4 separate regions of the Mus musculus genome follow, and all the other regions are linked to region 1. Evidence: chromatin loops called from intact Hi-C (ENCODE). Cell type or tissue: left cerebral cortex. All regions are shown on one strand.

Region 1 (8,000 bases):
TTAAGTGATCCTAAATACCAAAGCATGCCCAGGCTGCAGTTCCTGAGGACTGTAGCTGAAACTTCCAACATAACAAACCTCAAAACATTTGGTTTCCAGCAGGAACCGGATATGTTAGACATTTCGCCCAGGTCTGGGGTAAAGAGCGCTGCTTTAACAGAAGGGAGGGAAAGGAGGAAGGGGGGAGGGAGAGATGAGAGAGAGAGAGAGAGAGAGAGAGAGAGAGAGAGAGAGAGAGAGAAGGAGCTAAAGAGCAGAGCTGATGATGGACAACAGCATTCAGTTATGGGCTGAAAATAGAAAGAGTCTTTGGCAAGGTTTGGAGGAGACAATATGCTATTAAAGATAATTTTCAGAAAGAGATAAAAATCATGACTCGCATACAAAAATAAAAATACCCACATTAAGGAACGTATTTACTCTAGATAGCAGGAAGCCAGGCAGATGTTCAAATGAGAAACCAACACACACACACACACACACACACACACACACACACACACACACACATACACACACACACTTCTGTAGGGTAAAGAAATGTTGAGATGCATTTCAAATGGAAACAAAACTGGTTTTTCCCCAAAGGAGGAGGCAGCTAATTAGATCAGACAGGACACAATTTCCATATCTATTACTTATCATTTATAGACCATTGTGAAACAGCTCAAAGACAATGAACAGTGGGATCTGAGCCAATGAAAGCTGGGCCCTGAGGGTCCACAGTTTGCCCCCAAGACACCATTTTCCCCTACAATATGCATAAAAGTTATCAAGAGGATGTAAGCGTCTCTGGAAGGACTGCCCATTCCTAGAGAAGACAATGTCACAAGCTGGTTTAAGTCCCTAAGAGGTAGGGGAAGACACTATTGGAATTTCTGTGCCAAGGATTGAGATAGTAAGCAGTGGGCAGAGCCCAATAATTGTATTGTTGATTGAATTCAATTACTTCACAAGCATAGATGCATGCATAGAATTCGAAAGCCAGTGAAAGTGATTGTAATAGACCTACTAGCAGGAGGTCCCCATTTCACTAGGAAACCCAGAGAGTCTGGGCTGGTATCTGATCAAGATCATAGAGCTGTGCTCAGAGTTTTTACTTCCGAGGGACCATCATTAGATAGACTGAAGAGGACTCCAATCATGGATGATAAGTATACATGTTTGATAAAGATACTGAGCTCTGGAGATGAATCTAGAATGTTCATCACAAAGAAGACCTGCATCTGCAGCAAATCCTATAGTATACAACACGCCCCTCAAGTCAGTTCTAATGAACACAATAGAAGTGAATACTTCCTTAGAATTCTTAACGCCCCCTCTTTGTGAGGAAACATTTTAATAGCCCACAGCACTCAAATTAAAAGGAAAAAAAAAAAGAAGTCTAAAATATGTGAACAATGCATTCCTTTTCCCTGAATGAATTTATCCTGTAGCAAGTGGAGGCATTCCAGATCATTCCGTTGTTGCTTCTGAAGTTAACCATCTAGGAACTGAAAGGCTAGCAAAGGTGGTGTGACTGTGAACAGTGGGCACATGGTTGAATTGCCCAGCATGGCGGATGCTTGCTTTTGTCTTCTTTCTTTCATCTGGTCCCATCACTGAGGTGGAGATTGCTCTCTGATAGGAGGAGCAAATAAGGAAATAAACTAGCAGAGGTTGTTCATGAGATTATATGGAAGTCAGAAGGGAAGGAAGAGATTCCCAGTCACTGATGCTCTACCAGGGACTGGTGTGTGATGGACATCTAAAGCAGAATTGCTTTAGAAACCAGGTCTCTAGAAGGGTACAACTGATCAGCCCAGAAACCTGAGAATACATTACAGACATTGGGATCAAGAGAATGGGGCTACTAGCTCAGCTCCTACATATATTCTACAGAAAAGATCACTAGATCGTTTGGAGGTGATTCCATGAGCTGGCACGAAAAATAAGAGTTAATTGCTGGGCAGTGGTAGTGGTGACACACACCTTTAATTCCAGCACTCAGGAGGCAGAGGCAGGCAGATCTCTGAGTTCAAGGCTAGCGTGGTCTACAGAGTGAGTTCCAGGACAACCAGGACTACACAGAGAAAACAAACAAAAAAACCAACCAAGCAAACAAATAAATAAGTTAATTTTAAAATGACAGGCTCTGAGGAGGTCGGGTGCAACCAAAAATCAGCTAAGATTGTGGACATTTCTGAGACAGAACCACCAGAATAGCAAGGTACTACCAATCATGTCCTGATGTCCTTCTTAGGAGGGGTCCTCTGTGTAGACCTCACTTCTTCTTTTTTTTTTTTATAGATTTATTTATTTATCTTATGTATGTGAGTACACTGTAGCTGTATAGATGGATGTGAGCTATCATGTGATTGCTGGGATAGGACCTCTGCTTGCTCCCGTCAACCTCGCTCGCTCTGGCTCAAAGATTACTTATGATTATAAATGAGAACACTGTAGCTGTCTTCAGATATACCAGAAGAGGACATCAGATCTCATTACAGATGGTTGTGAGTCACCATGTGGTTTCTGGGATTTGAACTCAGGACCTTCGGAAGAGCAATCAGTGCTCTTAACCACTGAGCCATCTCTCTAGCCCTAGACCTCACTTCTATCTGCTTAAGGATTAAACTTTCTACTATAATGTGTGTCTTGATGTTATGTGTCCACTATTAGAATGAGAATGCTATACATGAATCTATTACCAAAACTGACAAAATATTTAACACAAAGAGTCAGCCTTCATGTTAACATGGACTTCAGTAAGTAATGGATTGGTTTTGGTTCAGCCATTGCAACAAATTTCTGTGCACCAACCAAGACATTGGTTTTAGGAGTAACGGAGAAGGGGCATCTGGGAACTATTTGTCCTTCTCTTTCAAAAAATAAAATCAACCAATTAAAATATTAAAACGTATGTTGGGTCTACCCTGGGCCTCTGGCTTGGATGTTTACTAATGTTACCACCCACTGCGACAGTGGGTGAAGAAAGGGACGGCTCAGAGTTTAAAGGGGTGCAGAAAAGGATTGGGCATGGTGAGTCCAGGGAGCGTAAGGGACGCCAGGTAGATTTATTTATCTTCCAGATCAGAGAAAATTCAGACTGAACTTTCGGCTGCCAAATCCAAAGTGAAAGTTGCCAGTTTATAAAGACTTAAGATGCTAAATATGGATGAGTTTTCTGCCTGGAAGCAGAAAGGAGTTGGGATGCCCAAACACATGGTCTCCACCCCCTGTTCATAAGCGTGTAATGCAAGGCAAGTGACTGCAATTAGGACAAGAGCTACACAGGCTCCCCACCTACTACACATGGACTGGCTACAATGTATCCTTCCTGCTGCTGGGACACTGTGGTCCATGTGGGAGAGTGGGATGCTCTGATTCATCATCCACAAATTGCAGTGTCTGTTCACGCTGGCAGCTCAGTGGCTGGATTTGGTGTCCATATTAGGCAGAAGGGAGGGACACGCTCCGGGGCTGTGTAATCCATCAGTGGGTGATCCATTTGCACCTGCTGCATCACCACCGCTGATGACTTCAATCAGCTAAGACAGCCAAGAGAAAAGAGGGAATGTGTGGGCAAAACACTGAGTCATTGCGCATATCTGTTCTCTGAACACACAAAAAATGCCCACCATGTGCGTCCTGGGCAACTTCTGTGCCCAGTTCCCACATAAACATCCTCCCCCACCTCCTCTTTGTGACTCCTGTTCTCTGATCTCCCAGCATTCTTGAAAGCCTAGGTCTTTATTCATCCTTGAGGGCTCAGCCGTTTGCTGGGTTTAGTTTAAAGGAAGGTGGACAGAGAAGAAGGAAGCAGTTAAACCCACTTTGAAACAGCCCCAGGGCTCAGATCCTAATTGCATGGTTAACCTCATCTTGCATTTCCTGATGAAATGGTGATGGTATTTATTTTGAATAGTCTTTGCCAACCCAGAGGACATGTTTTCAAAAGCACCCAGTATGCACCCTTACGTGTGCTTGCTTTGTAGTGACATCAGGTACTCTGAAGTTTTTCCTCACAGGCAATCCTTACAATAACCCTAAGGAATAATTACCTTTATTTTACAGGTGAAGACACTAAGACACAATAGAGAAAGTCGTCCAGGTCCCACCCAAGGCAAAGAAGTAGAAGACGATGAATCTTCCCTCATTCTAAAATACTAGCTAGAAAACTCATATCCAGTACTTCTCAAGAAACGGTGGTCTCTGAGCCGGCAGCAGTTCCATGTGAGAAGATACAGATAGTGCATTGTCTAAGCCCAGCCCAGAGCTACAGACCAGGAAATACCCTCCAAAGATGAGCATAAGCATTATGGTTTGATGACCACCTCCCCCGACCCCTGCTGGGATGCAGAGTCAAGCCTGAGACACACCACCTTGGGAGATGATACCCAGATGCATTAGATTGTATGTTCAGTTATCTGCTAGATAGCAGGCACTCTGTGTGTTGCTATCTCTTAGGTTTGGTTTTCCTATCCCACTCTAAGAGAAATGTGGTCCCTTTGCACAGCTAGTGTTGTCAGACTAGAAGGCCATGCTCCCCACGGTACCTATAAGTGGCTTTGTCACCGCAGTCCATGGCATGGATCCCAAGTCTCTCGCCCCACCATCCATCTAGTCCCCTATCAGACCCTTTGCTCTCAAACTGGCAGTCCCAGTAACATTGGTCTGAGCTGTGAAGGGTAGTTCTAGTCCTCAAGTCAGCCCTTGGTCAGAGGCTAGACCCAAGTCAACTTCTTTGGAGTTGCTCTTGATCCCCTTTTAACTGGAGATGCTCCCCAACCTTCATGGGTGAGTCCTGGCCCAACACCCCACTCTTAACACTGAGAACCCATCTAGTGCTCCTTTGGTTTAGATCTTGTATGGGTTCCCAACCCCCTCAAGTACCCAGACCACACTCCAGAACTCACATTCCCTGCCAGTCTTAGACATCTGGGTCACCAGGTCCCATCAGTTTCATGGTCAAAACAGAGAGTCTACTCCTGACTCTGAGTCTCCTCTGCTCTCTGTGTCCCGTAGTGTTGAACCTAGCCATGTTTATCCCAAACCCTGTTTTACTCCCTCCAGGTCTAGAAGAGGCTCCTGTACTGTTGGAGCTTCTATTGCTGTGAAGAGACACCATGACCATAGCAACCCTTAAAAAGGAAAGCATTTAATTGAGGGTAGCTTAGGTTTCAGAGGTTTACTCCACTATAGTCATGGTGGGAAGCATGGCAGCACACAGGCAGACACAATACTGGGGAGGTAGCTGAGAGTCTACATGTGGATTAACATGCAACAGAAAGAGAGAGAGAGTTTGAGCCTGACTTGGGCATTTGAAACTTCAGCACCCACATCTAGTGACACACTTCCTCCAACAAGACCACATCTAATCTCTCTCGAGTAACACTGCTCTGTAATGGCCACACATTCAAATATATGAACCTATGGGGGCTAGTCATACTCAAACATGCACCATTACAGACTTATAGACTGGAAACAGATTGAAGTCCCTCTTGCTCCTACACATCCTCATCCCATCATACAGAGCACTGAAGAATATTATACCCAGGCCCTTCCCATTTATCTACTACGCTTGTGGCCCTGACTCTCCCTCATACAGAGCTTCCATGGATCTATTCTCTTAGGTGTTTTTGTCATGGTGACATGGGCTCAGAGTCAAGGCTGAGTCAGCCTGCATGGAAGTCAAGACCATGTATGCGAACTGAGAAGCTGAGCCAGATGGCCTGAGAGTCAACTCGGAATGGAATGTATTGGGTTCATTTTGCAGTTTGGAGCAGATATTTTTGGATCGTTGCTTATCACCCGATGAAAGACATTTTTAAATGTTCTATATATGCCCAAGCCAGGGAAGTAATGAGTTCTTTGCCTGAAGCTGAACAAGTCAGAACTCAGAGCAGCAGAAGAGGCCAACCACTTGGTCTCAGTAGCCCAGGTGAGGCAGGGATATGGCTTTGGAGAAAGCTTAGCCATTGGCCAGTGAAACCAGCTGTAAGCCTGAGAGGGTGGGGAAGGGTGTGGCTTCCTGACTCCAAAGGACTTAAGTTAGAAGTGGGACTTTTGTCTTTTCCTATCTGCTGAAATTAGCCAATTTACTTAAACACCCATCTTCAAGACTCTTGAAGTACTGTGTATTTCCTGGAAGAAGATTTTACCCCTTTTATTGGATTGCTAGGAGCATTCACTAATCCTATGTGTCTGATGAGTAGGATGGTACCTGGCATGACTGCTGCTTGCCCATTCTTCTCCCCACCATGGCTGTTGCACTGCTCCCTCAATTCTACTGTACATTTGGGGTGATTTGAATCCCTAGAGAAAAATGAGAACGCACAGCAGAATGATCTGAAATCCAGGAAGAGAACTGTCGTCGTATCATAGTGACCCTTTTGGCTTGTCAGTAATATCAGGCCAGATGCTCTTATAAGGAGATTGACCTGGGCAGACCGAGCACCAGATGTTTGGAAATGCTGCTGTGACCCATATTGTCTGCTTGGTACAGCCTTGAAGAGCCCAAGGAAGGACCTGCAGAGAAACCATAGCTCAGATCCTTGGATGAATGGAAACTACAGGACAGGTTGAAATGAAAGCTACAAGCTCACATATAGGGCAACTTTGTCTTCAGGATTAGAGCACTCTAGATCAAGTCTAGATCTATGCCTTCCCTGCTACAGGTACCTACACATAGGTCTTCATAAATGAATGAACAATCTATTCTTTCTTCCAAGTATCCAATGGACTCTGTGATGGATAGTGAGGAAATCCAAGTGATTTAGCAATACAAAACTTTACCAACAATATGTGTTTTAAACTATATAGTAGAAGTTGGGTTCTTTTTTTCCCCTGCATGTACAGTCCTGAGTTTTATTCAATGTATAACAGGTTCTAAAAGCACGGCCATTAACAAAACAAAGAATGATTGCAACAGCATAGAGAAGATATTTTTACCACTCCCTGGCCTTCAGACCCTCCCTTCATTCCCAACCACTGGTCACCAGGAATTCATGTCCCTATAATGTTGCTTTTTCTATAAAGTAGAATCATATAGCATTACCTCATGGCTTATTTCACCTAACATCATGCTCCTGAAATTTATTTATTCACTGAGATTCACTCATTCATTAAGATGTAGTCATTCTCTGAGATCCACTTTATGAGAAATAACCAAGCTAGTTTCCATCATTGCTATGCTAGAGTTTTATTCCCATATTAGAGCATGAGAGTTCCAGTATGTATCAATAGTTTGTTACTCTTTATGAAAAAAAAATGAGTATTCCAGGGAAGGAATGTGTCAGAGAGCACTTATGAAGAGACATTTGGCTTAGATCCGGCTTTTGGCGATTACTAATACTCTATAGATTACTCAATGGGTTTTTATGTGACAATGCTTTTATTCCTTTAATGTAAACATCTTGAGGTGGGATGGTTTTATTGCATCGTAAGCATACATTTAACTTTGTGGGACGTGATCAATCTATTTTCCATAATGAATGTGCTGTTTTGCCCGCCCCCCACCCATTTGTCTGGGAGTGATTCAGCTGCTTCACATCCTCGCCAGCACTTGGTGCAGAGTCAGTGTCTTAACAGGGATGGGATGGTACCTCATTCTGGTTTGAATAGGGATTTTCTTAATGACTTACAGTGTTGAGCATCTCTGTTTGCTGCCTTGTTTGTTCGTCCATCCCTATTTTCTAAGCTTTTACCGGTTTAAAAATTGTAGTCATTTCTGCTCTCATGTTTGTTTGTTTAAATACCTATTCCCTGAAATATATGTCTATTGTCTGATGTGTGATCTGAAGATATTTTCACAAATCTGTAGGGGTTTCCCCTCATTGCCTTTAATACTTCTGTAACAGAAATCAAAGTGTGTTATTTAGATAAAATCCAATTTGTTGTTTTCTATGGATCATGAGTTGGTTGCCATGTTTAACAACTCTCTGACTAACATAGACTCAAAAGGATCTTCTCCTCTGTTCTTCTCAGAAACTTTTATAGTTCTCCATTTCACATTTAGG
Region 2 (8,000 bases), 550 kb after region 1:
TGGCTAGGTTTCTGTCTGAGCTTGGTGTTTGTGAGTCACTAAGCAAGATGTGGCTCAGCCAACTGTCTGTCATCTACATCTTGATCAGACACTACAATGAACAATCTCAGGGGTCAGATGTAGAATCCTGTTAGTTCCATGTGCGAATAGGACTTCTTTCCTTGTGTGTGATCTCGTCAACTCTTCTCTGGGGAACCCAAGAAGGGTCTGCTCCACTTCCTGAAAAGGAAACCTCTATAAACCCACAGCACATGAGATGACGGCCTGGCTTACTAGATATAAGCTACACACTTTGTGCCAGCTTTTCCCTAAGCAAATGCATACGCTTTAGCTACTGTGTCTTCTTTTCCATGTATTCAAATGAGACATATGTCCCTCCTCATTTGAAAAGCAAATTCTTGCAACCTCAATCCCACACTCCCCACTCTATAAGCTACCTCTTTCCCTGAAGACCCTCCAACCAGTCTTTCTTTTCTGAGTCCACTGACCCTTGCCCTCCACCAGCCATGTTCAGTCCCCTGACTAAAACAGTGCCATCACCTGACCCTTTGTCCCATTCTCATTTCCTCTGTGATGCTGTCATTGACTATCTTTATCCAATATCAGCTGTTCCATTGTCTGATTTCAGGGTCCTCTTGATGACATTGAGAACTTTCCTCTGTACCAGCATCCCCATCACTACCAGATAGTGTTCAACTTCAGAGACCTGACACTTTAGAGAGACATGTGACCCACCATGCTACCTCTTCTACATCTCTTGGCATCATCCCATAGTCCCACCTTCTTTCCTCCTCTAAGCCTATCTTCCACCATTTCAGTTTCTCTTGTGTTGTGTTAGAGCCCAAATTCAAACTATCACAATTCTTTAGGCCTTAGCCAGGGAGACAATAACATCCTCCTGTACTTATAGGTCAGGGAGTTTCCTGTCGATCTTTCTAACAGTCCTGCTTGCTGCTTATTGATGTCTTGTTTTCTAGTGCAGCTATGCTAGGGCAACCAACAGCAAGATATCAGGAACTGATGTACTTCTCCCAACTTCAACCTCAAAGTTGTTGTCCTGAAACCCCTCTTCCCCAGGACTGAGCACCACTATTGCACCCTAAGACACAGGTACTGTCTTCAAAATACCCACAAGTAGGACAAGAAGCAACCATTCAGTTTCTGCCTCATCAACTCACACATTCGATCCTTCAGACCAGCTGTTCCATTTACAGGAGTCCTTGGCCTGGCATGAGTTAGGTTTCTCAGCTCTCAAGCCCAGATTGTTGTAACAGGAGTTTTGGATCTGCTATGGGTCCCCGTGTTGTCACTTGAGTCAAGAGGTCCTCTTGGTGGTATGAGGAGTTTTGAGGTTAGTGTAATGATTTCTAAGCACTACTCTGCAGAATACTTAAAACCTAGGATCTACAACCAGCCTGCCCTTATCTGCATTGTGACTTGAGGAGGATGAGCAATCTCTCATGCTCACACACTGGGCATGCTTGGTTAGCAGTTTTGTGAAAGCCATTGAGAAAGTCTGCTGAACCTGAGCTTCTCAAAGAGGGCCTGGACAAGTGCCACGAGAACCACGGATGCTGCAGTGGGAAGCCAGGCATTCTTAGAGCCTTGCTCTCCATGTTTGCACTGATGTGGTGCCACCATCTCTTCAGTGAGGTTGGAAGGAGGCAAAGTCTTTCTATAGAGTCTTCTGGGGTTCTCGCTTAGTCAGTGCCTGCATCATCTCCCTGGTGATAAATGTCACACATACTCCACATCTCAGGCAGGGAGATGTGTAATTACTCTATCCTCACTGGGGCACTGTGATGGAACCTTATATTTCTAACTTCAGATTAATATTTGAGAGAAGATTGCCCTCACGCCCTGCATTTTCTTCCCTTGTCTACCATGTACTCATTAGCACATCAGCTATTTTTACTGCCTCTGAGGACCCTCACCTCTTACCAGAATCAACACCCATCTGATGAGCACATAAGTGGTGGGTAGGAATTCAGGGTCCAGAGAGCAGCTCTTTTTCCAGGAAGCACACCATCCCTGGTCAAGGTTCTGGCTTCATTTCATAGCCTGAATTCTAACGAGGGTAAAGGGTACCAGTTCACATAAGAACAGCTGTGTGCAATGAGCTCTGTTTATTTTTCATTCATTTATTTATTCAGTGTATGTTGGGAGTATAGAAGGAAGTAGAGGGATGTGAGAGGGGTGGTGTACACATGTGCACACATGCCATTGAATCTGGGTGCCCATCAGACGACAACTTGTGGGAGTTGGTTCTTTCCTTCCACCAGGTGGAAGGAGCTTGAACTGGGACTTGCACTCCAGTCATCAGGCTTTGGGGACAAGTGTTTTACACACTGGGTCATCTTGCTGGTCCCATGGATCATGTTTTAAATGGAGTATCCTAGAGTGTTACAATTGTGTATGTGATCACATTGATATATGTGATCACATCATCTATTTACCTCTTGAGGAGCTTAAACCTGGTGAGGACAAAGGAAATAGAGCAGCAGACAGTAGTGCGCAGAAAGAGACATTCACAGTCTGTTGGCATGCATAAATCTGCCCTTACCTATGTGTCAGGTAATTCAGTAATCTTTAATTTCCTGGCTCTTACTGGGTCAAGAAGCAAGTTCTGTGTGTACTAAGGCCAGTACGTATTCCTCCCCAGTTCACCGGCTGTAGAATTAATCTTCAAAGCAAAACTGTTAAAAACACAAGACCTCCAAAAGGTCATGAGGGATTGGCTCTGGTGCAAGGACCAGTGCTGTTATCTAGGGAGTGAGTTGTTATTATGGAAACCTGTCGCTATAAAGGGATGAAGAATTTGCCCTCTGTTGAGCTCTCCAGCTTGTACATTTTGCCAAAGGATGATGGAGCAAGCAAACCCTACCCAATCTTGGACTTCCCACTCTCTATTCCATATTTCCCTTTGGCCCACCCAGTGTGGTATCCTGCTATAGCAGCTCAACATCAACTAAGACAATTCCACTGTTTTTTAACGAACGCTCTGATTCGACTGGAGATCATCTTATTGGGCTATAAAAGATAGCTTTGGATCTGTGAGCCAAATGCATTCCACCTCACATCTGGGACAACAGATGCTATTCCCAGCCCTCTACTTTTGGACAACTATTAACCACAAGTCCACGGTGATCACCCATGGCCCTGTGACTATGAACATCCTTCAACGTTCCAAACTCTGATGGCAAATAAGCAACTGTTGTCTCTCTTTGATAGCATGTGGGACATTTAGGAGCAGCAACAAAAGGTGGCCTGTGGGATCACATCTGGGCCTGGAGAATCACACAGGGCACTGGGCTCTAACAGAGCAGCCAAGAGGGTGTCATGTATCATTACATATTTGGGGAAAGATGATGTTTCCTCAAATGTGAGTGCCCTTATTGAGGCCACTTCCCCAACCCTGGGCTAAAAGCAAAGGCAGGGGCACTGAGGTATCTCAGCAGGTCAGACTATCCTTCTTTATGAGACATTGGCCATGAAGGATCCTGAAGGGAAGGCAGCCAACTCTAGTGGAGCAGACACTCGGCTATTTTCACGCAGTCTCATGACATGTGGATGTGATGAGACTCTTATGTTGTTTCTTATGTTGCTTTAACGATTCTCCTCGAACTTAGAGGACTTGGGAGGGTCCTCTACTCAGTGTCTTCCATGGCTGAAGTCAAGGTGTCAGCAAGACCCATGTCCCTTCATGGAGGCTCTGAAGGAAAACTTGCTATGAAGCTTACTTAACTGATTTTAGAAAGTTACTCAAGGCTTCAGGACTTGGGTTCCCTTCTCCTTGCTGGCTGATGGCCCAGAATTTCTTTCAGCTACTATTTTGCTGTTTCTTCCATCTTTAAGCTAACAGCTGCTAATGTCCCTTTGGAGCACGGCACCTGGCTTATGCCAACTCTCTGCTGCCACGTGCCTAAGAAAGCTCTCTGATTTTAGAGATTCTATGATATTAGATTGGGCCCATTTGCAACATTCTCCAACCCATTGATTGGTGACCTCATCACACTGCTTAAAAACCTTGTGTCACATAAGGTCACATCCAAACAGGCTCCAGGTATTTGGGTGTGGCTATCTTTTGGGGGTGGGGTAGGGAACTGCTCATCTTACTTAAGAAACCACTGCTTCTACCTTCAAGACCTAGAAATGGGCTCAGTGAGGAGAGGTAACTTTCCCAAGGGTGCTAGGTGGTAACTATGGGCTTCAAACTTACTCCTATCTGATCTTAAAGCCTGAGTTCTTCCTGAACCATACATGTCTCCTGAGCCTGGAATAGCTTGGCATCCCAGACTCCATTCTGAGCATGGTGGGTGGTAGCAAGGCTCTTTTGGGCTCTACCTCATTTCTTTTTTCTGCACTGTCCTTTGTGCCTGCTGTGCTTTGGAAATCCCCCATTCTAAATTCAGGACTCCTGTATTCTCCCTCTGTGTGTGTGCCAAAGCTTCCTGGTTTGGGAAGTAGGCACCCCATCCCCACCCTGCCTCGCACACACTTGTTACTGGCAACAGATTCCTTTTTTCCCTCTAGAGACCAAAAGCTAAAAGTGAGATGTGGCTCAGGCTCTGAGTAAGTAGATATATATTACATGTATCCTGTGTTATGTAAATTGGAGCTTAAGTATCCAATTTTAATGCAAATCAACCTCGGAAAAAATTTAAAAGCCACATTTCCCTAAAGCCTGCTCGTGTCCTAAACTGTGGATATAATTATCAAAAGTGCTCAGCTCATTTTAGAAACACTTGGTGGGAATGAAGTACCAGGTCAGCAGGTGGGGAGGTTAACCAAGACACAGTATGGCTTTTACAAGGCCCTTCAGCCAATCCACCTGCAGCCACTTCTGCAGTGGAAGATGGGGGTGAGGTGAGGGTAGGATCGGATTCAGTCATAGTCACCCTGGCCAAAGAGCACATGTCATTTTGGAGCTGTGAACTAACGTCAACAGTACACAGGCAAACATGTCTAGAGCACAGAGAAATTCTGTCTGGAAGAAAGAGACATACCAGCCTGCTGCTATTGTTTATATAATCAAAGAGACTGTTCTAACATAGCTCCACTGGATTCTATGTAAACTGTTTCACATGGTGCCTAGTGCATGGTATGGTCTGCCCTTCATCCTCATCCCAGATTCAACCAACACTGAATAGTATTTTATTGAAAATAGACAATTGCTTTTTCTTGAGCATACATGTATAACCATTTTTCCTCACTATCTTCCCCTAAACCATGCAGTTTAACAACTATTTACATGATATGTGTGTTCTATTATGTATTATACGTAATGGGGGAATGATTTAAGTAATACAAGTGCTTGCACATTGGTTCTATGCAAATTTGGTACCATTTTATATAAGGGACTGGAGCATCCGTGGGTTTGGGTGTAGGATGATTTTGGAACTCAAAGAGACATATGTTTCTGGATTGCCTTGCCACCCAGAAATCCTTTCCCATTCAGTCTCTCGCTTTTCACACAAGCATTTTGTGAGCAGTTTCGACTATTCTGGGCATTGAGAATCAGAAATGAGATGAACTTTCTGCTCTTGCTTTAAGAGAGTCATCAGTGGGACAGGCACCGATAACTGGACAGCCACATACTTAAATGGGTCAGTGGAAGGGTGATATAAAGGACACTGTGCTGAGAAGATGGGATGCCGAAGTGGGTGGATGGGGGAGGGGTGGTAGCAGAAGGGAAGGCAGAGAGAAAGTGTCCCAGCTGTAGAAGAGGTCACTCAGAGCTGCCATCTTCAGGGGTTCATAGTGGATGCATAAGGAGGCTCTCTGTTCTTGTAGAAGGCCTGAATAGTCTGAAAGTTCAGGAGGGTCTGCCAATGTTGGAAGTGTGGAGAGCAGCCTGATGAACCTAGGAAGATAGACACTTCTGTAGGAGAGGGGCAGGAGGAAGTCCTTGTAGACACAGACCTGGGAGACTTGTCTCTTAGCAAGACCACTTTGGCAGGAGCTGAAGCTGGACAGTAATAAATAGCGTTGGAGAACAACTTAGCAAAGAGTGGCCAGAATGGAGGGGTGTGTGTGTGGTGGTGGTGGTGGTGTGTGTGATGGGCTATACCCTACAGACAGGATTCCTTTTTTCTGGCAGGCACCTTCTTTTATCCTCTTTTATAGCTAAAGCATCGCTCACACCCTCCATCCAGATAGCTGATCATCAGTCAGACATGTGGACCACTTTAGAATCCCCACCTTCTCATACTTTGTGGTCTAGTTATCCACGCCTTGCAACTGCTACCCGTGCACATAACCATGTCATGTATGTGCTCTTGGAAAAAGTACCTTATTTTTCTGGTATACAAAAATACTTAAAAGGAGAGAGAGAGAGAGAGAGAGAGAGAGAGAGAGAGAGAGAGAGAGAGAGAAGAGAAGAGAAGAGAAGAGAAGAGAAGAGAAGAGAAGAGAAGAGAAGAGAAGAGAAGAGAAGAGAAGAGAAGAGAAGAAGGGAGGGAGGGAGGAAGGAAGGAAGGAAGGGGAGAAAAGAAAAAAGAAAAGAGGGTAAAAGGATCCAAAAAAGGCTTCCAAAGTGCTATTGGCTGACTATAGCAGAATAGAATGTTAGGGTGCGGGGAAACAGTGATTGCTGCGGTGGCTGTCTACAGTGCTTCTTTGGTCTCAAAGATTTTGTGATGGATTATAAATGTCTTTCCCACACCTTACAGGGACCATTTACCAACTGCTTTATTCAAATCAGCCCTCAGTAATACCAAACGACTCAGGAGCTGGCTCGATGAGATTGCATCTTGATTTGAGCAGCTGTGTGTTAACATGGCTCGAAAGGAAGGGTGCTGGTAAGTCAGACCGGAATGTGCCATCCTGCAAATGACAGTGCTACCTGCATCCAAATGCGACTGCTGCATCCAAGAGGGATCATCCTCACCTTGTACAGTTCAAGAGGACAGAAAGAACCCCAGGAGACAAACTGGATAGAGCTGAACTGTAACTTAGAAGGATTTTCTAACAATTTCACAAAAACTCTTAACCCACAATATGTCGGACAGTGAAAATTTCTGAATCATTATGAGTGGCTTTAGGGCAGAGACTGGACCACTGTCGTCTATCAGAGGGCTACAGGGAACACTTCTTTGCTGCTGGGAAGGAGGGCTGGAACGTCTCAGTAAGGAGTGCTGGGATATCCAGCTTCCCCTAGGCTAGTGTAGGCAGACTTAGCCTTGAACCCCATGCCAGCACATTCACAATTCCTGTTACATTCCATCCTTGTTGGTTTATAGGCTAGGGACTGGAGATCGAGATTTGTTTACTGTGCTTCCAGTCTGACCCCCACTTGGCAAGAGACCAATTTCCTGATAGATTTCTCCCCTGTACTGCCCAGGTTGGGAGAACAGATGCTACGGGTTAGGCCAAAGCCATAAATTTCTGGGAAATAATTCTTAGTGACTGAGAAAGAAAGCCATAAAACACCCTGAAGGCAATGGGCAGAAGACAACAAAGGCAGTGGCTGATGCCAGGCAGCTCAGTGCCAGGAGGAGCCCTCGGATCACTTTTCTGGCCTGTGTACTGTTCCCTAGACCCATGCTCGCACACCTCCCAGGGCTAGCACAGAGGAGAAGCACTCCACACATAATGATTCCCTCTCTTCCATTTTTCTGTTTGGTTTGCTCAACCAGTCGTCACTGTGGGCCTCCTGCATAACTAAGGCCCCAGGTACACTGAGAGATGGAGATATGCAGGACAAAGCCCACCACATGCCATCTCCAGTCCTGCTTGCGACTTCGTCCCTCTCAGGTCTCACTTCCTAGGCAGAAACTCACATGCCCATGGCGTACTGCCATTCTCAGTTACCTCAAAATAGTCACAGTACCCCAAGAGGGAAGGTTGTTACATCAAAGCTACATTTTCCCATAGAAGGGCAGGGGATAACTCAGCATTAGTAGAAGGATGAAATGGCTGTTCCATCTGAGATGTTTTCCCTGTAGCTGCAAATATAGCTGGCACTATGGCTAGGGCAGGCCACCTACGAGCCAGCCCCT
Region 3 (8,000 bases), 100 kb after region 1:
CTCTCTCTCTCTCTCTCTCTCTCTCTCTCTCTCTCTCTCTCTCTCTGTAGGCAATTGAAAGGAAATGCTGGAATAAATATAGGTGGTATCAAGATATATTCATTTCTGGCCTAATGGCCTAATGGCTGCCTACATAATCCCGACACTGTTTTCTTTTTTGTGTCTTGGTTTCCATGTTTATAAAATAGGCTTGTAACAAGAAGAAACCAATACATAATTGGAGAAAGAAAACTCTATGTAAATAATATTTGAGGTCCTCCTGCTGTTCGCTTGACAGCAGTTCACTTGGAAGGTTCAAGATCCTTTTGATCTCAGGCGAGAGGGACCAGCTGCTGAGAGATGAGCCTGATTTAATCCAGAGTGAACCTTCCAGAAGATCTCTGTAGATAATTTGTGATGCTTCTTTGTAGGCTAGGACAAAGGTGGAGAATGATTTGTGGAACTGGTAACACCCATATGGTCTGATGGAGCCGCTGTCTTCCCCGCTTCCTTTGTCTCCTAAGTGATGCTGTTGTTCTAGAGGGTCAAGGAGCTGTGCTTCTGACCCCATCAAGGTCTTCTATTCTGTATGCTTAAGGCAAAAAGGAGAAAGAATGGCTTACTCTGATGCTAAGCAAAATTCAGAGTGGAAAGTATCTATCACAATTCTGAGACTCCTCTTCGGGGGACATTAAGATACTGCCATCCCATAGGGCTGGTGCAAGGGAGGGACTAGTGGAGGATGGGGGCTCCAAACGAACATACCGGACTCCATGCAACTGTCTCCTCCATCCTCCCTCACGTCTCCACAGCCAGATTGGAGCAGCCTGTGGAAAAAATTCCTGTCTATTTTGAGAAACAGATAAAAGCATGCAGATTATGCAGAGCAAATCTCAGCCTGAAAGCAGCTGGAAAAATCTGTTTCTTGCCACTGTCAGTGACCCTGTGACCTTTCCAAGTAATGACATCCCAGCTCATTCCCTCCCTCCTCTCTCCTTCCCAGCACTGACTGACCCGACCCATCTACCGCACATCTGGTCCTTGTCGGCACTGTCAGGCCATTATCCCTCAGACACCGAGCGATAGGCAGTGGAATGGGAGTCGTGCTTGCTTGGATTTTAAAAACAAATTATCAGCCGGTTCAAGGACGGGTCAGTGTTAAATCATGTCTCCCTTGGTCCGGAGTATAAGGGGACATATTTACTATGTTGTGTGTTTTCTATCCTCCACCCATTGTTACTGGGTAGGACATCAGTCTCAGGTAGGCACATGCTTAGACCCACCTTTGGATAGGCAGGAGGCTAGAATTGCCTAAGACAGATGTTTGGTCTCCTGTAAGCACATGGGAGCTGGAGACACTGACTGGATCATCACACTGGAGTTCTGGTGCAGGAGGGATTATCTCTAGTTTTAGAGAAAGTCTGCCGAGGACCAGCTCCATCATCCAGGATGCTCCTCTTTGCAATGTCATGTTCTTCGTACACAATGGTAAACACAATAAAACAGGATTATGCCCAATACATGCGGGAGCCAATGTCAGCAAGCACACCCTTGGATGTCTACAGCTAGCTGCTCATCTGGGAGGCGTTGCAGGCGCCACGGCACCAAAACCCTCCCCGAGTCTCCCCCACTCTCCACCTTCAGGCAGTGGGTTTGCCATTCAAATAGGAGTCAAAATACATCTAACTTCCAAAGGGGTCGGAGGCAATAGCTCTTCACAGAAGGATGGGGTGGGTCTCCTTTTGTCCCTGGCTTCCTCATCCATGGACCGAAAGCCTTTATAAGATGGAAGGAGGACATCTGTCAAGCAGGGGCATGGATATAGTCCTTGCAGCAAAGAGAGGTGCAAGAGAGGAGATACAGCCTGTAGGAAGGGAGCTGGGCACAACTGCAGATAGGATTTGATGAAGGTTCTTAGGGGATCTTGCCAAGCCCCCACCAAGGTTCAAGGACAATGTTTCTCTTTCCCAACTTTCACATAGAAGGCATCGTCTCTGAGATAAGAACTAAGGATCAAAGTGGAGAATGGTTCTGGTGTTTAAGAAAAAGCAATGGTCCAAAAAAAAAAAAAAAATGCCAGGGAGTGGTGGCACACGCCTTTAATCCCAGCACTTGGGAGGCAGAGGCAGGCGGATTTCTGAGTTCGAGGCCAGCCTGGTCTACAGATTGAGTTCCAGGACAGCCAGGGCTACACAGAGAAACCCTGTCTTGAACCCCCTCCCCCCAAAAAGAAAGAAAGAAAGAAAGAAAGAAAGAAAGAAAGAAAGAAAGAAAGAAAGAAGGGAAAGAAAGAAGAGAAGAGAAGAGAAGAGAAGAGAAGGGAAGGGAAGGGAAGGGAAGGGAAGGGAAGGGAAGGGAAGGGAAGGGAAGGGAAGGGAAGAGAAGAGAAGAGAAGAGAAGAGAAGAGAAGAGAAGAGAAGAGAAGAGAAGAGAAGAGAAGAGAAGAGAAAAAGCAGTGGCAAAGAGCTAGGATTAAAAGAAAAGAAAAGGCAGTGGCAAAGAGCTAGAATCACAATCCAGACACAACATGGCTGCTTTTGAGTGCTTTATACATCTCTAAGCCGTTGTTTAAGTCAGTGCTACTTCCTAGAACACCCTTTAACATCTCCAATACGTATCAAGTTCCTTTTCATCCTGTAAGGCCCTCCTATATTACACACACACACACATACACACACACACACACACACACACACACACACACACACACACACACCTCTCTATGAGACCTATAGGATTTCACGTAGCTCTGGCTGACCTCTTAATCTGCTGTGCACCTGGGAATGTCCTTGAGTTCCTGTCTACCTGATCACTGAGATTACAGGCCTGTACCACCACACCTAGTTGCTTTTTTGTTTTTGATTTTGTTTTTTTTGTTTTTCGAGACAGGGTTTCACTGTATAGCCCTGGCTGTCCTGTAACTCACTCTGCAGACCACGCTGGCCTTGAACTCAGAAATCCACTTGCCTCTGCCTCCCAAGTGCTGGGATTAAAGGCATGTGCTGCTACTGCCCAGCCACACCTGGTTCTAACTGGGTACTGGGCATCAAACTTAGGGCCTTGTGCATGCTAAGCCTACCTTACCTTATAGTGTTTCTTCTTCAGAATGAGCACTGGCTCGCACCACTTCTGATTCAGGCTGTTGCTCTAGTTGGTGAAAAGGGGGTCTGAATCCTCCAACCAGGCATAGACACTTTGATGACAGAGCCCACATCATGTTGGTATTATGCCCCACCCCCATTTCTGACTCAGAACAGCAGAAAATGTGCCTCTGGAGCACATTATCTCATGGAAACAGCAGGTTCTGAAGGCTAGCTGAATCCATCACGATGAAACATAAGAGGCCTTCCCACTCGTCTTTCTTCTGAGATTAAATTCACATAGCATAATACAATTGACCATTTTAAGTGGTCTTTAGGATGTTTGAAAGAATAGGGCAGTCATCATTCCTACCTACTTCCAGACCATTTTCATCTTCCCAAAAGAAATGCTCTGCCTATTCAGCTCTTATCTGTCTCTCCTGGCTCGTGGCCCTAGGGAGCCACTAACCTATTTTCTGTCTCTATGGACTTGCTTGTTCTGGACCCTTCATATAAATGGAATTATACAACACACGGCCTTTTGTATCTGCTGTGTATACTTACCCTAATGTTCTAAGGCTCATCCCATGTGGTAACGTGGATTGGTGCCTCCTTTCTTTTCATGGTTGAATACTATTCTGTTCTGTGAGACAGCACATTTTGTTTACCCGTTCATCAGCTGATGGGCGTTGGGGTTCCTTCCATGCCCGGGCTTGTATGAATAATGCTTCTGTGAATGTTCACGTACAAGGTTTTGTGTGAACATATGTTCTCAATTCTCTCGTGAATATATTTATGAGTGGAAATGCGGGGTTATGGGTAATTCTATGTTTAACTTTTTGAGAAGCTGCCAAGCTGTTTTCCAGAGCAGCTGTGCCATTTTACAGTCCCACTCACAATGTACGAGGCTCTAATTCCTTCACAGCCTCACCATCTCTTGTAATTCTGTTTATTTTTATTATAGCTATACTAATGGGTATGAAAACCAATGTAAATTCATTTTGGTTTTGAATTGCATTTCCCCTAATGACTAATGTTGTTGAGATTGTTTTAATGTGCTTGTTGGACATTTGTATATTTTCTTTGGAGAAATGCCTATTTAAGTCCTTTGTCTACTCTTAAATTGGGTTGTATATCTTATTGTTGAATTCTAAGCGTTATTTATATATTCTGGGCATTAGACCTTAGGCAGATATATCAGTTACAAATGTTTTCTCTTGTTTTGCAGTTTGAATTATTTTTGCCTTCTTGATAGTGACCTTTAATGTACAAGTCTTTAGTTATAATGAAATATTCCCTATCTAGTTTCTCTTTTATTGCCTGTGTTTTGGTGTCAAATCTAAGAAATTGTTGCCTAATCTAATAACACGGAGATTTATAGCCATGTTTCCCTCTAAAAGGGAAGAGTTCTGACTCCTATATTTAGGTTTTAAATGCTATTTTGGGTGTATTTGTGTGTGTGGGATGAGGTAAAAGTGTAAATTTGTTCTTTTGTATGTGGGTGTCCACTTGTCAAAAAGTCTGTTCTTCCCTGAGTGGATGATTTTAGCACGGTTGCTGGAAACCAACTCCTTATTCTTTTATTAAATGATTAATTTTTGAATTCATCACTTAACAAAAGGCCATTCATTTGTATGAAAAACTGACAGTACTGAGGCTTAAAGTATACAATGATCTCAACTTGGTTCCTTCCCACACATACCACAATCCATCAGAAACAAGTCAGCCACAAGCAAGGTTGAACATTTTCCACAAATGTCCCAATTGATCCAAAGCCCTTGGACTTCTAAGCCAGCATCAATAGGGTAGACCTTTATACAATTTGATCTTTAACTACTTTAAATAATATAAACCTAGAATAACTGTAAGGCATCTTTTGTGAACAGAGCATATGAACAGGTAATAAAAAGAGAGTTGACTTTTCACCATTCAAAAGTGAACACATCTTGCTGGGAACTAGTATAAATACAAAACAAACGAGGGTCACTCCTTATCTGTGAGCGATTGGGAGAGAATCCTATCTCCTTTCCGCTCTGTTGAATGCAGTTCTTTCAGTCCAGTGGCTGATGTACAGAGGAGTGGAGATGGGTGTTGTAGCCATGTGACTATGCTCATGTGTAGGAATGAAGAATGTAGCCATGTGACAAGATGTGTGTATGAGTATACGGTGTGTGTGTGTGTGTGTGTGTGTGTGTGTGTGTGTGTGTGTGTAGGCTAGAGTGTGTCTGTGTAGGTGTGTAGGCCAGGGCATGCATTAGGTATTCTCCTCAACTGCTTCTGCACATTATTTTGAAAATATGGTCTGTTGCTGACCACCAGTTGGCTCTACTGGCTATCCTACAAGTCCCTGGGATCTGCCTGTCTTTGCTTTTCTGGTGCTGATTATAAGCATATACCATTGTGCCCACCTTTCTACATGAACGCTGGTAATCCACCTCAGGTCCTCATGCTTGCCCAGCAAGCATGGCATGGCTTGATCCTTCTTCATATCCCCATCACCCTTATTTTCTAGCTAATCTCAGTGCACACAGTTTCTGAATTTCTTTGCTGGGTCAGTAATTTGCTTATGTTTCCTAGAGTGTAATGTCAAATGTTCAACTTAGCACATTTATATAAGGAAAGGTGGGGGTTTGTGATGGTTAATTTCAATAGTCAACTTGATAACATCTAGAGTTACCTGGGAGACAGGGCTCTGGGCATGCCTGTGGGGTATCACTCACTATGGGTGGCACCATTCCCTGTGCTGGGTTCCTAGTCTCTATAAAAAGAATGAAAGCTGAGCACAAGCATTCCTTATCCTTTCTTCCTTCCTTCCTTCCTTCCTTCCTTCCTTCCTTCCTTCCTTAAGTAGCTTTTTTCTGGCTGCTTTATTTCTGCAACAGAAAAGTAACTAAGGCAGAGTTTAATGTGTATTTCCCCAAGGGGTAATGAGCTCTTTGAGACCAAATGCTGCATCTTCTTCGTCCTTGTGAACTGTGTGCCTGGAACTGTGTGTGATGTTACAGGACTGCTAGTCTGATTGTGGGCACATGGTGGCTTAACTTCTAGTCGAACAGTGACTCAAAAGTTAGCCCCTAGGAAACTAGGAAGGAGAAAGGAAGTACTTACTCCATCCTGGTATTTTCTCTCAGCTTCCAAGCCAATTGCCACAATAGGGAAGGAACATTTGATACAGAAAGTTGCATCAGAAAGCCAACAAGCAGACAAATAATTGGAATTTGAACTGGAGAGCTAAGTCGGGCCAGGGTGATGAAGGAATTCATCCACAAGTAGCTGCGGGTGGTGATGGCTCAGTAACAGAGTGCTTGCTTAGCATGTCTGAGGCCCTGGGTTCAAACCCCAGTGCTACACCATCAAAATCAAATCAAATAAACACAGAGGTAGCAAACCTTAAAATAGGAATACGCTTGCAATTTAAATCCAGCACAACATGGAGAGGGCTTTCCTACTCTTTGGCTTTTCTATCTATAAATATATAAGATATTCAAACAACCCTCTTGAGAAAATAAACAACCCAATTAAAAAGAGCAAAGGGCCTGAGGTGGGGGGTGCAGCCCAATGGTAGAGCGCTTGCCTGGCTAGCCCAATCCCTAGCAATACACAAAGGAGAAATGTCACTCCAAAGATGTGAGTAGCATTTCTCGAAGGAAGACATAGGAATGCTAACACCAGTAGGAACACTGCTCATTAGTAATCATTGGTGGGGGTGGAGTGGGGGTGGAGACAGTAAAATCCTTCATCACTTCATACCTGAATCCAGGAACCCACCTGTGGAGGGTGGGGGAGGGGGTAGGGGGGAAGGCAAATCTGGTGGTAGACATCTGTAATCTTAGCTCTCCCAAGGTGAGATGGGAGGCCTAGACAGAGAATGATTTGAAAGCGCTCAGGCCAGATAGCCTGGGGTACATGGGCAGTAAAAAAGACCTTGCCCCAAACAAACTGGGGAGTGAGAGTCAACTCTCAAAATGTGCCCTTTAAATTCCTTGAGTGTGCCACAGCATGTATGCAGCTGTGTGTGTGTCTGCGAACGCTGTGCATGTGAGCGTTCTCAGACACACACACACGACACACACACATACACCTCACACATACTCACACCACACACACATCACACAGACACACACACCACACACACCACACCACACACACACACCACACACACCACACCACACACACCACACCACACCACACACACACACACACACACACACACCACACACACCACACCACACACACCACACACACACACACACATACACACACACACACCACACACCATACCACACACACACACAATTTATTCGTGCCCTCTAGGGATTGAATCTGGAAGCTCCCCTATGGTCCTTTTACTGAGGTCTTGTTTCATCAGTTGGTGGTCTTTTGAGAAGAGGTTGGGTCATGAAGGTTCTGCTGTTAGCTGTGGATTCATCCTTTCTGTGACAGGGTCGGAATCCAAGAGATTATTTGGAGACTCAGGAACTTTGAAGGCTAGAAAACGATTGGGGAAAATGGCTGACTCGAAGCACGTCCTTTGGGGGATTTAATCCCCTGGCTCTTTCCTGTTACTCTCTGGCTTCTGTCCCCCATTACATGACTAACCTCTTCCACGTGTCACCACCACCATGTTGTTCTGTTTCATTAGGGACTCTTAATTAATAGAGACAAGGACGATGGGCAGAAGCCTGCGATGCCATGACCTCTCCCATTAAGTTGGTTTTCTCAGGTACGTTGTGGCAGTGACAGAGAATAAGCACAGTCCCTGTCATTCTTGACTGTTCTACTGTTTCAAAAGTAACAGCTATTTCTCCACTGATTTGGCAAAGTCTCTACACTGATTTTTTTTTTGATGTGTGTAGTTTTGTCCTATAATTTGAGTATTTATATATGTGATTTTAGATAATTTTTCATTTCCTTTATTATGAAATATAAAGTATGATCTAA
Region 4 (8,000 bases), 300 kb after region 1:
AAGGCAGAAAGTAGTATCTGTGTTAGAGAGCTGGGGAGGATAAAAATGAATGAACTAATATCTAACTTACAAAATAGAAAAGGACTAGAAATAGAAATAGACTAGACTCCATCCTAGTGCTTCCTTAAACTCACAAATGGGACCCATGCCTAGCTCTGTCCAACTTCAGACTTAATGAAGAATAAGTAGATGGATTCCCACTATAATCAGAGATGAGATGAGAACTGCCGGCCTGACCAAGATTTGAGATAAGAAAAACGAGCATAAGGACCAGGAGTGGATAGGAGAAAGAAGGGTCCTTGCTTGTAAATAAAGCAACCTCGTGATAGAATCTGACAATAGATGTTATGGGACACTAAAGGGGGCTGGAGAGATGACTCAGCGGTTAAGAGCACTGGCTGTTCTTCCAGAGGTCCTGAGTTCAAATCCCAGCAATCACATGACGGCTCAAAACCATCTGTAATGGGTTCTAATGCCCTCTTCTGGTGTGTCTGAAGACAGCAACAGACTCACATATATGAAATAGATAAATCTTTAATAAAAAAAAAACAGAAAAAAATGAGATACTAAAGGGATTTTCCTAGTTCAGAAACTATATATATGTGTGTGTGTATATATGTATGTATGTATATACCACATTTATATATTATTTTAATCACCAGCAACACTGAGTAAAAGTAACTATTGTTTAGAAGGAGCTCTACCTCACCAAGTATTCTATTTTCCATGTCACAGGGATTGCTGCATTGAGCGCCAGCTTGTGGGATTCTGTTCTTGTGCATGTGCCAGTTCATGCGTGTGGTGTCAGTTGTTGCTGGGTCAGACATTTGGGCTCCTCTCCTCCCAACTTGTGGTTTCCCCTTCCCTTGAGCACCTTGGAGTTCCCTATACTCAGCTGCCAAATAGGGAGGGGCCTGATCATGTGCTCTGGGACTACATCCACACCTAGACACCAGGAAAGCAGAGATCTCTACCCCAAGCTGAGTGGTCATTTCTATGCATTTCACAAGGTAGAAGTGGGCTTAAAGACCTGTTCCAGATAGTGAACCACTGTCTCTTACAAACTATATACACAATGGGATTTGGGGTAGGAACAGGGGAGGGGATAGGATTCTGCTCTGGCTGACCAGATTTTCACTACGTAGCCCAAGCTGGCCTAGGGCTCCAAGCAATCCCCGTCTCACCTTCTGAGTGCTGTGTCATCACATCTGCCAAAACAAAATATTTAATTTTATTAATTAATTTAATTGGTAAGGTAATACAAAGCATACACTCATGTAGATTAGTAGACATTGTTGGTAGGATGAGCATGGTTGTGCGAGCCTGTAGTTGCAGTACTTGGGTGGTGAACTGGGGTGGTTTCAATAGGCACGACCCCTATAGACTCATGTCTATGAATGCTTGGCCACAGGGTGTGGCACTACTAGGAGGTGTGGCCTTGTTGGAGGAAGTGTGTCACTGTGGAGGTGGGCTTTGAGGTTATATATGCTCAAGCTATGCCAGTGTGACACACAGTCTCTCCCTGCTGCCTGCAGATCAGGATGTATAACTCTCTGGCTGTCTTCAGCATCATGACTGCCTGCATGCTGCCTACCATGATGAAAATGGACTTTGAAACTGTAGGCCAGCCCCAAATTAAATGTTCTTTATAAGAGTTGCCTTAGTCATGATGTCTCTTCAGAGCAGTAAAACCCTAAGATGTGCACACAGGAGGATCTGGAGTTGAAGGTCATGTTTGGTTACATGATGAGTTTGAAGGCAGCCTGGGTTACATGAGACCCTTTCGCAAGTAAACAAACAAGCAAAACAAAACCAATTCACACCAAACCAAGCCAAACAACAGCAATGAAACTGTTTTTGATGAGCTAGTGACATAGATCAGTGTTACAGTAACTGCCTGGCATATGCAAGGCTTGATCACCCATCATCAAATTCAAAAGAAATTAAATTATAGAAAGGCATCAAAGAAGAAGTGAAGAAATGTGTCACAGGTTGGAAAATGCTACAACTGACAGTGTTAACGATCTCCTAATTGGTCTGCGTTGTCTATGAAGTTCTGATTAAAACCACCTTAATTTTATAGAGCCTGAAACACCAATGGTAGCATCCAATTGGATGAACACAGGAGGAATGGCTGCCCAAGTGCATGGAAGAGGGGTGGGAGGAGCTATAGCCAGACACACAGACTTGCAAAATCATAGTGATCACATATGGTACAGGCACATGTATGTAGTCATGTGGACATGACAAAGCTCAGAAGTGTCATTGCAAGTCACAGTGAAAGGATACATAAATTTGGTTATGTAAGTGGAGAAAAATAAAATTTCATTTTCTGCCCCACTAAAAAGTAATTTCCAGATGACTTTAAAATCCATATGTGAGGGCTGGAGAGATGGCTCAGTGGGTAAGAGCACTGACTGCTCTTCCGAAGGTCCTGAGTTCGAATCCTAACAACCACATGGTGGCTCACAAACATCTGTAATGAGATCTGATGCCCTCCTCTGGTGTGTCAGAAGACAGCTACAGTGTACTTACATATAATAAAAATAAATAAATCTTTGGGCTGGAGCAAGCGGGGCTGGAGAGAGCAGAACTGGAAAGAGTGGGGCTGGAACAAGAAGAAAAAAATCCATATGTGAAAAAACAGGACTTATAAATGTGCCAAGAAATATATTTATATAACATTGAGAAAGGAAATAATTTAGAATTATTTTTAGATTTTTAAATTTTTATGTGTGTGAATGCTTTCTTGCATTTATGAATGTGTACCATGTGCTTGTCTGGTGCTCAAGGAGGTCATGGATGGCTTTAGATTCCCTGAAACTGTAGTTACAAATGGTTATAAACTACAATATGTTGCCTGGAACCCAAACCTGGGTCCTCTGCAAAAAGCAAGCACTCTTAACTGCTGAGACATCTCTCTAGCCACAGGAAAGAAAAATTTAATCAAGCCACAGAGAGCCCAAATTTCAGAGAACAACTGAGAATTTTGACCATATTGAAACTTAGCATCTCTTTTGCCTAAAAATCTCAAAAGCAAAGCAAAACACATGCCACGTATCAGTGAAAAAATACTTACAACCCATAACTGAGCTCCTCAAAGAACTTGTATCTGGAATATAAGGGGGAGATACCACAAATGAATAAAGGATGGATCTGTCCTCTTTCTACTTACCTGAAGGCATATTCTTTTTTTTCTTATTTATTTATTTATTTATTTATTTATTTATTCATTATTAGATATTTATATACATTTCAAATGCTATCCCGAAAGTTCCCTATACCCTCCCTCCGTCCTGCTCCCCTACCCACCCACTCCCACTTCTTGGCCCTGGCTTTCCCCTGTACTGGGGCATATAAAGTTTCAATATCAAGGGGCCTCTCTTCCCAGTGTTGGCCGACTAGGTCATCTTCTGCTACATAATATGCAGCTAGAGATACAAGCTCTGGGGGTACTGGTTAGTTCATATTGTTGTTTCATCTATAGGGTTGCAAACACCTTCAGCTCACCTGAAGGCAAATTCTGACCACAGGGAGAGACTCTTCACATGGTCTAATTAGCAACAACGTATAATTCTATCCCACTGAGCGTGGGTGAGGAGTTTAAAGAAGGTCGGCTTATAGGCCAGCAATGGAGGCACAAGTCAACACCGATTATTTTTATGGTGTCCCACAAGACTGGTGCTATACACATTTCTAGCTTAGCAGTTTCGCTTTCAAGTATGGAACCCAAAGAAACTACACCCGGACACAAGGGGACCAGAGAAGTTCCCAGATAAGCCCTGGCACTACCTCAGTGTTCACCCTCGGGGAAATGAATGGATTAAGTACTGCTCACTTGTGAGATCTTCACTCATGGGAGTTTTAGCCAGTTGTGTATACTATGTATCAACAGAGGGCTCCTATAAAAACAATACAGAATGCAAGAAACTCGTGGCTTTTATTTTTTCCAAAGTTGTGTCTTCCCAGATATCAGGCTATAAATGGTGCTGGCAGGCTTTCCCCACGAAGGCCAGATGGTTAATATTTGAGGTGTCTGAGGCCACACACAACCTCTATCTGTCTCTGTCTGTCTCGCTCCTCTTTCTGGCTCCCTTCTTCCCTCCCTCCTTTTTTAAGATTTTAAGATATAAAAACCTTCCTGCGGTGCTTCTCCGTGTCACCTTGGCAGCTGTCATTATTTTCTGCCTTTCCCTTGCCATCCTCCGTCCAGTATTTCAGACTCAGTTCCTCTCATTTCAAGCTTCCGACCAAGGCTGGATCCCGAGCTCACTTCCTTCTCCTGTGCAGCAGACCTGTCTGTGATGAGGTGTGTTGAAGAGGTGGGGAGGAGTGTGCACAGGCACATCCTGCCTATCATTCTCTGTTCACATGTCAGTCAGGGTTTTTTCTCTCAGAGTCTGCAGACAGGGGCTGGTGCATGTGGACTCCTGAACATCCTGCAGCAGATTCAGGACACAAGGAAAACCCCTCCTGGGCATCTTGTTTCAATATCCAGTCTTCCATAAACTCATCCTTGAGTGTCTGACTTTGGCTTCTGGAGGTGTTATGTAGCCCAGTGAGGATAGGGAGTGAGCAGGGTGCAGCAGAAAAAGAACTCCAGATTCATCTCTTGATTGACAGCTAGAGACCAATGGACAGCACGTGAAGAGGAAATGAACCGACCTTTGAGAGGGCTGGCCCCCTGCGATGTCTACGTATTTCAGATTCTTATCAATCGTGGAGGAGCTGCACCTCCCGTCTGAGTCTCAGTGTTTTGGCTGAAGATGAAGAGATCCCATTCCCTAGGCAGAATCTGAAGTTTGATGGAGACGGCTTGCAGCACACAGGCGGCATATGGCCTGGCACACAGCACAGCTATTCATTTCCACTCTTCCAGCATCCTCACGGTATGACTGCAGCCTATGATAGCAGGGTCTGTCAGCTGTGAATGAGAGCCTCCATCCATGGATGGAGCTAGTGGAGCAAGGACCACTTCAGCTTAGGAAGGCATCAGCGGTCTGTAGTGCCTTTCCTTTTAGCAGGGCGAGTCCTAGGCAGGGAGGCACAGGTTTGGGTTCTGTGATGAACCTTTGAACAAGATGCCCAGCTACTGCCACATCATAGGAGAGTTGGTCCAGGGTATACCATCTGTCCAGGGACCCTGCCGGATCCCATCCAATGCCTGTTTCCCCTTTTCTCATTGAAGCACCCTTGACTTTCACCTACCTTTCACTCTCATGATAGACTTTTCCTCATTCCCACAAGAATGACAAAGATTTTGTCATTCTCTGACACAGCTCGGCTTACTCATCCCTTCCTATGTATTTCTCAGCCCTGCCTGGCCAATGGTGATGATGTGATATCTCCATGGAAACAGATGTTGAGCCCACAGTTGCTTAGCAATGGTATGCTGCAGGATGATGTAATCCAAGCTGTAGTTTCCTGGGGGGTTGGCATCCTTTGATGCGCCTGTACCGCTTGGGCTGGGAGGCCTGGGATGAGTAGGAGGCTCCATCCTTTCCTTGGCTCTGTGCTTTTTATGTAAAGGTAGAAAATGGAAGGAGCTGGAATTTAGCTATTTGGCAGGAATGGCATCAGAACAGGGGCAAAGTATTGGGAATCAGAGAACTGGGTTTGAGGCAAGGGCAAGGTGACTTGTTCCTCTACAGGACCACCGAGTGGGGTGTCATGGAAACTGTCCAGTGGGGATATGGCAGCCAAACCTGTAGACACTGCTTCTTCCCACTCCATCTTCATCATTATGACAAACACTGCTCCCCACCGATCCCCCTTCACATCTGGAAGGCCTGGAGTAAGGGTTCAAATACAATATCCAAGGGCACATAACATTATAAGCCAGGCCATCAGCCCAATAACATTGCGAACTGTGGCAGGCACAGCAGTGCTCCCCTGAAACGGGTCTACCTACCAATAACCCCAAACACGCAAATGCATTAGATCCAATAAGGCTGTGGGTGGGATGAAGGATGCTACCTGACTGCCCCGCAGATGAGGAGGTGGTCATCTGGATGAGGTAGGGTAAGCCAATGGAAGAGCAAGGGTCCATCTGCGGATTGAATGTGGTGTGCCTCCTTCCAGGCTTCACGTGTTGAGAGCTCACAGCCTGGAAATGGCAGGGAAACATTATGGAAGAGGCAGGAGCTAGTAGGAATTCTTATGTCACTGGGGTTCTGCCCCTAGGGGGAACATGGGAGTTGTGGAGTGAACTCTCACTAGACCCAGTTGTTAGAGAAGCCTAAATCAGTCTCTACATTGCTGCTTTGTTGTTTGAGGGGTGTGTGTGATTTTTTTTCCCCTCACAAACATGTTCCTGTCACCTACCATGACAGTCCCATCAGAACCAGTGAGTGCCAGTGCCTTGGAACCCCAGAAATGGGTTCTCAACCATCCTTTCTGCTTATAAAGTCAGACTAGTCATTCCAGTAACAGAAGGAAAGGCATGTGGAACCTTTCCCATGGAAGATAGATGTTAAAGAGAAGGTTACTGCTATGAGATTTGAGAGACTAGATTTTTCACCAGCTTTGAAGGATGAAGGGGAGAAGTGTGGAGGAACACAGGTTGTCTCTAGAAGATGAAAAGAGGCAAGAAAATGGATGCCACCATAGGGCGTCTACCCAAAAATATACCATGCCGGACACCCAGTCTCACTTCTGACCAAGGAACTCTAAGACAATAAATAAATTTGTGCTATTTAATTCTAATAAGATAAATATGGCATTAAACCCGAAGTGGGACATAATACAACAAATGTCACACAGCCTGTGGAGGGTCCATGGCCGTGTTGCCCAATGGCTGTACAGGGGAGGCAGATCTGACCCTACAGAAGAAAACAAGAAGTGTTCCATCCCTTGCCTATCTTCCTGTACTAACCCCTTCAAAGTAAAAACAAAAAACAAAAAACAAAAAAAGCTCAAATGAAACCAGCTCAGACTTCTGACCGGCCATCCGTGTAACCAAACCCAACCCTCCCACTGGCAAAAGAAGCTGGAGGAGTGGTGGAGGAGAGGGACACAGGACAACTTTCCTTTTTCCTGTGTCCCACAGATGGTAGTTGGAGCCATCTTGGACTTTGAAGTGTCCTTGCTTCCTTGCTTGTTGACCCCACCCCCAACTAACAGGGTGAACGCTGTCGTACCTAGGGATTCTGCAGGTTTGTGTACACTCTGCCTTCTCCAGGAAGCCTTTGGTGGCCAATATGGCCCACATTCGACCCCTTCTGGCTACAAAGGTTTTACACAGTGGCTTCTGTTCAGCGTGGCGTGGCACAGGAAGACAGTTTAACATACCACCCCTCTCTTCACAAACCGTTTCATGCCTCTAGACCACAAAGAGGAAGTATAAAGACACCAATTCTCTGTTGGCTGGTGCTCATCAGCTGGTATGATCACCAACCAAGAGGGCATATCCCAGCTACAGCCTGATATAGCCTGCTTCTCATAGGTTTTTCTTCCCTGATAAGTACATTTTGGCTTCACGCTTTCTTTAAGTTTCCCTGGACTTCTTTTCTGGAACTGCTGGAACATCTATGCATGAGTTCTGCCATGTTGTAATACATGGCAGACTCAGGCAACCCAAGAAATGTAAAGTTCAGTGACTCAGGCCAGACTCTTGAACCTCTTCCAGAGGACCGGAGTTTTATCCCCACCACCCATGTTGGGCGGCTCACAGCTACCAGTAACTCCAGTTTTATGGGGATCCAATGTTTTGTTCCATCTTTTGTTGGCACCCACACTCAGATGCACATACCTGCTCCCCATACATATAATAAAAAATAAAAATCTATACTGAAAGTCTGTTTAAACATCTTTATACATGTACATTTTTTAATCATAAAAATAAATATTTATGGTCCAATGGCTCAGGAGATTTGACCTTGAGTAGGCCTGTCCTGAGCGCTTCTCTGACTTCAGTTTTGCCGGGGCAGGTGTCTATCAAAAGCTTTATTCTAGTCGACTTTATTCTGTGGCTATGCCTGACTTTCAGGTTCTAGTCTACT

What was found. Peaks named below come from ENCODE experiments on the same cell type or tissue, not always from the same donor. Only the 100,000 strongest peaks of a DNase experiment are listed, where the experiment ranks them.
Region 2: it touches region 1 in a loop (4-fold over the local background); 2 of 42 quality-filtered maps call a loop at or near these places.
Region 3: it touches region 1 in a loop (8-fold over the local background); 6 of 42 quality-filtered maps call a loop at or near these places.
Region 4: it touches region 1 in a loop (7-fold over the local background); 3 of 42 quality-filtered maps call a loop at or near these places.

The regions. Positions count from the first base shown.
Region 1 is chr17:72,967,492-72,975,491 of GRCm38, forward strand. No RefSeq gene overlaps it. Among named protein-coding and RNA genes, the nearest start is that of Gm23649, 16 kb to the right of the region's middle. In left cerebral cortex, no CTCF peak of the experiment used is centred here; DNase peaks (open chromatin) are centred at 3,416 and 5,699.
Region 2 is chr17:73,514,145-73,522,144 of GRCm38, forward strand. All of the region lies in intron 9 of Galnt14 (polypeptide N-acetylgalactosaminyltransferase 14), which reads right to left. Among named protein-coding and RNA genes, the nearest start is that of Capn13, 120 kb to the left of the region's middle. In left cerebral cortex, a CTCF peak has its summit at 4,519; DNase peaks (open chromatin) are centred at 241, 1,581, 3,833, 4,414 and 1 more place; H3K27ac peaks cover 1,873 bases.
Region 3 is chr17:73,071,609-73,079,608 of GRCm38, forward strand. It overlaps Gm41616 (a long non-coding RNA gene), which reads right to left. Exons shown (of 4, transcript XR_876944.3): 3 at 745-806; 4 at 169-571. Among named protein-coding and RNA genes, the nearest start is that of Gm41616, 9.0 kb to the right of the region's middle. In left cerebral cortex, no CTCF peak of the experiment used is centred here; DNase peaks (open chromatin) are centred at 868, 3,256 and 3,846; H3K27ac peaks cover 212 bases.
Region 4 is chr17:73,266,725-73,274,724 of GRCm38, forward strand. No RefSeq gene overlaps it. Among named protein-coding and RNA genes, the nearest start is that of E330032C10Rik, 20 kb to the left of the region's middle. In left cerebral cortex, a CTCF peak has its summit at 535; DNase peaks (open chromatin) are centred at 4,883 and 5,391; H3K4me3 peaks cover 453 bases; H3K27ac peaks cover 2,194 bases.